Regions from separate parts of the Homo sapiens genome. Here region 1 is linked to region 2. The links are chromatin contacts, found by Hi-C or POLR2A ChIA-PET in ENCODE. All regions are on one chromosome and are shown on one strand. Each heading gives the region's core, a stretch centred on a gene start or an enhancer-like site at or near the end of the contact. The rest is flanking DNA. Distances are from core to core; before and after follow the strand shown. Region 1 holds the start of FOXE1 (forkhead box E1). Region 2 holds the start of ANP32B (acidic nuclear phosphoprotein 32 family member B).

Region 1 (2,878 bases), core at 240-2,739, 130 kb after region 2:
GTGCAGCCTGCGGGCTGGTAGCCGGTGGTGGTAGCGGGGGCGCCGGCGGAGGCAAAGGCGCAAGAGCCGCCGGGCCCCGACGGTGCGGGCCCCAGCTCTGGGCTGAGCGGCCGCTCAGGAACCAGGCCGAAGACGCGGCAAGGGCCGGGCGACGCCGCGGGGTAGTAGACTGGAGGCGGCGCGGCCAGCGACGGCGGCGCGTAGCCTGCATAGACGGCGCCCGGGTAGGGGGGGCGCGCGGCGGGCACCGCGCCTGGGAAGATGGCGGCGGCGGCGGCGGCGGCGGCGGCGGCGGCTGCGGCAGCCGCCGCGTCGTGCATGTAAGCCGGGTAGGTGGAGAGGTCCGAGCGCTTGAAGCGCTTGCGGCGGCGCAGGAAGCTGCCGCTCTCGAACATGTCCTCCGCGTTGGGGTCAAGCGCCCAGTAGTTGCCCTTACCCGGGCGGCCGGCCTCGCGCGGGATCTTGAGGAAGCAGTCGTTGAGTGTGAGGTTGTGGCGGATGCTGTTCTGCCACTTTTTGGGGTTGTCGCGGTAGAAGGGGAAGCGCTCGGTGATGAACTTGTAGATGCCGCCCAGCGTGAGGCGGCGCTCGGGCGCGTGCGCGATGGCCATGGCGATGAGCGCGATGTAGCTGTAGGGCGGCTTCCCGCGCTGCAGGGGGCGCTTGCGGCGCCGCCCGCCCGCCCCGCGGCCCGTGGCCTCCCCTGGGACCCCGGCCCCTGCTGCCGTCTCGCCGCGCTCTTCCTTCACGGTAGCCAGCACCTCCGGCTGCGGCGGCGGCGGCCCGCTCTCGGCAGTCATGGCGCGGGCGTCCCGCACCCCCGGGCTCTGGATCCCCGCGGCTGTCGGGGGGCGGGGGCGGGCCTGGCGTCCCCGGAACGGACGCTCGGCCCTTCTGCGGAGAGCTCAGGGGATCGTCGCGGGCTGGCCCCGAGAGCCCAGCGGCCCAGGCTGGCACGCGCTGGAGGCTCAGCGTCCGTGGTCTGGGGCTGGCGCGGTGCAGACAGAGGCTCGGGAGTGACCCGCTAGCCGACGGCTCAGCCCGCGTGGTGCTTCTCGAGGCGGGCAGCGGCGGTGGCCTCGTGACCGGGACTGGACTCTGGTCTCCGGCTGAAGGGTCCCTTGCGCGCTGGTGCCGGGCGGTCGAGGGGTCCGGAAGTGATCCCTGGGTTGGGGTGGCTGCAGCTGGTCTGTGGTGCCCGCTAGTTTAGGATTACTGCCTAGGTTGTGCGCGCAGAAGAGGCTTCGGGCTCGAAGGCCAGAGCGAGGGCAGTTAGTACTGGCGCTGGGCGATCTGGCGGGGGCCGCCCATGCCCTGCCCCCGAGGCCAAGGTGGCCGTAAGCGCCACGGGCAGAGAGGCGAGGCGGGGGCAGCGAGGTCGGGGCGCGGGCCCAGGCGGGGCGACCTGAGGCTGGTCCTCTCCACGGCGTGGGTCTCCAGCCCTGCGGACCGCTGGCGAGGCGCTCCCCTGCACACACCGGACCGGCTCCTCCCTCCGCCGGCTTCCCCTCCTTAAAGGGGCCACGAAGCGTGGGGCGGCACCGGTTCCCTGCCCGCCCCCCGACTGCCCGCCCCCCGGGGCCCGGGCGCACCTCCCCAGGTAGGAGCAGCTGTGGCGGCGCGGTAGGAGCCCCACAGCGTCAGGGCGGGGAGGGCGCTTGGAGATCCCCCGGGTCGGCCCCCTCCGCACCCCGATCGACTGAGGCCCGGAGAGTTCAGGAACCGGCTCGGGAGACCTCAGCGCCCGAACTCGGAGTTTTCGGACTTTTCAGGCCTCTGCCAAGGGCTTGGACTCGCAGGTGAAAGGACGGGCTCATCTCACTTTTTTGTCCTGAGAGGGTGAGAATTGGCCGAGAGGGCGCTTGGTTTTTGTGGGAATGGGGAGGGAGAAGTTCCAGGAGACTGGCTCCCCGGGCCTTTCAGGATGGTTTCCAAACCCCAATCGTGGCTGCCACAGCCACTCGGCACTCCAGTCCCCCCATCTTTCGAATGAGTATTCCTAGGCCCGAAAGGGAAGGTGACTTGCCATGGCCCCACTGCGGCTTCTCCGCTTAGCGGAGTCTCCAACCTGCGTCTCCTTTAGGACTGCGCTTCCCAACTGTGTGGTAGAGGTAGCCGCTTTCCCTTTTTGGGCCCCAGGTCCCTCGACTGTACCGGGGTCTGGATCTCTCAAGAGTCCTTGCGTGGTAGATATTTAGGGATAGGCCAATCACCACCCCCAATCATCCGTCTTTGAGAGGCCCAGGATCTGTCTCTATTTGATGGATAGTGGTGCACGGATTAAAGACGACGCAGGATAGGTAACCTCCTCCTCCAATCCCCCGGGACCAGGGTAGCTCTGAAGACCCCCAGAGGCAGCCAAGCAGCCCCTTCCCGCAGCGGGGAGTGAGGGCTGCGGGTAATGGGGGAGTGGGAAGAGAGCGGTGGCCGGGTGGGCGCGTCTCCGGGGGAAGGGGCGGGCAGTCGGGACACGTTTGCTTCATGGGTGTCCAATTTCTGAGTTCCTTTCCTGCTGTCCCTGAGCCGGAACTTGGTCCTAACCTGAGATCCTCGCGGCGCGGCCCCTCTGGCCCGGGTTCGTTCCCTGGCCATTCACTGGGAGATCCAGGGCCTGTCCTTGTCCCCTCGCAGGGCCTCAGTGTTCTACTCTGTTAAATAGCAGCTGGAGGGCGTGTGCTGATCTCCGAGGCCCCTGCTACGTATAGGATTCCGGGCCTTGGCGCGGGTTCCAGTGGCTCCAGCCCGGACGCAGCTTTCCGGGGTGGGGGGGGGGGGCGGGCCGGGGCTGTGGGTGCAGAGCCGCGCGGATGGTGGTGCCAGGTGAGTGTGGGAGATCCCAAGACGAGAGTTCTGGCCAGTAACGGGTGGCATGCCTTCC
Region 2 (2,825 bases), core at 59-2,558:
GGCGGGCGGGCAAGGCCAAGCTCGTGGGCCGGCTCACCAGGCGCAGGGAGACGGGCACCCGCCAACATGGCGCTGCGGCGGCCTGTGGCGCGCCCCGGCTGGCGTGAAGAGCCGCCGCCCGCCCACACGGAGGGGCCAGCCTCCCGGGGCAAGGGCAGGGGCCCCGGGCGCCGCCGCCGCGGCACAGGGGGAAGGGCGAGGCCGTCGCCACAACGGTTGGCCTTGGTCGACCCGGGCTGCCCCTGGGAGGCAGGAGTGGGCAAGGCCGAGGGCGAAGAGGGAGCGAGAGAACGGGGGAGAAAGTTTTATTTTTGGGCTTGAAAAATGGCGGGAACCACGTCCTTTTTTCAAACTTGGCCTCGGGAGGGGCGGCGGTTGCGCCACCTCCGCCGCCCTGGCCCGCCCCTCCCCCGCTCCGCGCGCCGGGCCGCGCCCGCCCAGGCCTCCAGGCGCCCGAGGGGGCTTCTCGCTCCCTTCAAAAGAAAAAAGCCCCCTCCTCGCCCCACGACTGCTGACCTCGGCCGGGCCGGCGCCCACGGCGAGCTCCGGCCACAAGAGCCCCCGTCCCGCCCCACCCGCGCCCCTTCCCCGGCCGGCCCGGGGCGCGCGGAGCCCGGCCTGGCCCAGGCGGGGATGGCCGCGCAGCTCCTCGGCAGGCCGGGCCTCCGCCCGGCCGCGCATCCCGGGAGGCTGCAAACATGGCTCCCAGCGTTACACAACCCCCGCCTCCCTCTCTCGCCGCCGGCCACTTGCACACGCGCTCCCTCAGGGGAAAGACCCCGGCGGGCGAAGCGCTCAAAGTTTGCTTTCCCCCACACCGCTGCCTCCCCCCGGCCGCCCCAGGGGCCCGCGGGCGGCAAAGAGTTAATCCTCGCGCGCTCGCTCCCCCCTCCGCGCCCGCCCGCCTTCCCCGTCCGAGCCCACGAGCTGCGCTCTTCCCCGCGCCGGGGCCGGCGAACCCTCAGCCCGGGCCCCGCAGGTGGCCACCATTACATGCAAGTCATCGGGGGAGAGGGCACCCAGAGGGGTCTCTGCTTACAGCTGCCGGGGTCCGGTTCCTCAGCTCCAGGTGGATCCTCCTCTTCATGTCCATGTTCCCCTCTTCCCCCCTCTTCAAACTTAACTTTCCGCGGCGGGGGCGGAGGGGGGAGAGGCGTCCCGGCTTGCGCAGCGAGGGCCGTCGGAAGGGTTTGCTAGCGGCGGAGGCCGGCGGCGCGGTCCTGGGTGGCGGGCGGCGTGCGGGCAGGCGAGCGGAGCCCCCGGAGCCAAGTTACTCACGGGAGCGGAGAGAAACCATGGAGGGAAAAGGGGGCTGGAGCGCAGCGCTGGGCTCACTACCGCCGCCCCCGGCCGCGGCCTGCACTGCGCTTAAACCGGCGACGCGGCGCGGCAGCTGCTCGGCTCCACTCGGCCCCGCGCGGCGCTGCTCGGCTCGGCGGCCGCGGCTGCACCAAGGCGGGGCGGGGAGACTCGCGGCGGGCGGGGCGGAGGCTGGGGAAAGGCGCAGCCCGAATAGAGGAGCGACTTCCTCCCTCTCTCCGATTGCACGTGGGGCGGCTGATGTAAGACCTTTCTCGTGGGTGGGGGGGCTTCCCCGCCCCCCGGCCCCCGCCGCGCTGAGACTCCTTCTACCTCCGGCCCCACGTCGTCGCGCCCGGAGCTGGGCTTGCGGCCCGGGCTGGGAGGTTCGCGGGAAGGGTTGGTGGGAAGCTTTGCAGTCCGGCTGCGGGGGTCCCTAAAACCCAGTCCATCCGGGGAGGCTCACGGGGGCGGCCCGACGCCCGCGGAGGCGCGAGATGTGAAGAAGCCGGGGACAGGCTTTGACGTTCACCTTTTGCCTGCCACACAGTCTGGGGCCAACAGGCCGAACCCCGCTGCCTCCTTGGCAGACTGGCGTCCGTAGTGCCGCCGAGGATCCCCCCCGTCGGGACGGAATCGCGGCCGACCGGCCCTGGCAGGGCAGCTGGGGTCGCTTGCTAAGCCACAGAGCAGCCGAGCATCCCCACCCTGTTCAGGAGAGTCTCCCTCGGTTTTCTAACATTTTAATAGGAGCTAGAGAAGGAAACGATTAGCATTTCTAATAGGGCCTCAGGGTTTCCCCGCAGACTTTTTTTTTTAATCTCATTTATTCCTTAGGGCACCCCTGTGAAGTGTGTAAATTCTTGGTGGTCTAAGTTTCGCTGAAACCTGGCAGGCAGCCTTTGTCATGGTCTGGCCCAAAGGGTCCCAGGGGTTAGAGCACCAGATCGGGATGAGTGTTGTGCTTTGCAGAACACCGGGGAATGACGTTATATTCAGCGTACAATAAGTAAATACATAATGTGTCAAATCAAATACAATCTAAGAAGATCGTACTGACAAGAAGCACCAAAAACTAAGAACAATTTGTTAAAGAAAAACTTGAAATTCTATGTATTAACATGAAGTTTTATGGAAGTTAAGAAAGTGCCCCCTTTCCTATTTTACCTAAGTTTTAGTGGCAAACAACCCAAATTTAGTTGTAAACCAATTATATATCAGCTTTTAAAATACTGAGTGAGTTAACATTTGAAGATGAAAGTTTTAGAAGGAATATGGGAAAAGAAAAACTTTCTGGTAGTAGTTCCCTGACTCCGTTTGTAGTCTCAGCAGACGTCTTTATGACAAGGGAAAATGGAGACAGATGTTCTCAGGGTTACAAAAGGTCTGTAACTAAGGTTATGAGAACCACAGGGCTATGCAATGAGGGCTTTTACCAAACAAAACAAAACAAAACAAAAAATCGGTTTCATGAGCCAACAAGCGATTATTGAGGATCTGCTTTAAGGGGCTTGATATTATTTCTC

What was found. A loop is a pair of places that touch in the nucleus more often than their neighbours do. ChIA-PET counts read pairs that join two places held with the same protein, here RNA polymerase II (POLR2A). Pooled maps may share reads with other maps.
Region 1: a pooled map shows a loop between it and region 2 (5-fold over the local background). The contact joins the promoter of FOXE1 here to the promoter of ANP32B in region 2. A Hi-C loop is called at or near these places in 5 of 50 pooled maps. POLR2A ChIA-PET finds 5 or more read pairs at or near these places in 3 of 52 experiments (activated CD4-positive, alpha-beta T cell, activated CD8-positive, alpha-beta memory T cell and activated T-cell).

The regions. Positions count from the first base shown.
Region 1 is chr9:97,851,837-97,854,714 of GRCh38, reverse strand. It overlaps FOXE1 (forkhead box E1), which reads right to left and starts at 1,489. Exons shown (of 1, transcript NM_004473.4): 1 at 1-1,489. The coding sequence starts at 800. PTCSC2 (papillary thyroid carcinoma susceptibility candidate 2) reads left to right here and starts at 1,635. Exons shown (of 11, transcript NR_147055.1): 1 at 1,635-1,799. RefSeq lists an enhancer at 2,521-2,878.
Region 2 is chr9:97,981,824-97,984,648 of GRCh38, reverse strand. It overlaps ANP32B (acidic nuclear phosphoprotein 32 family member B), which reads right to left and starts at 1,308. Exons shown (of 7, transcript NM_006401.3): 1 at 1,040-1,308. The coding sequence starts at 1,093. The region is part of intron 2 of LOC124902226 (a long non-coding RNA gene); the gene reads left to right. RefSeq lists silencers at 1-208, 239-288, 299-498, 569-648, 839-928 and 1 more and an enhancer at 556-1,438.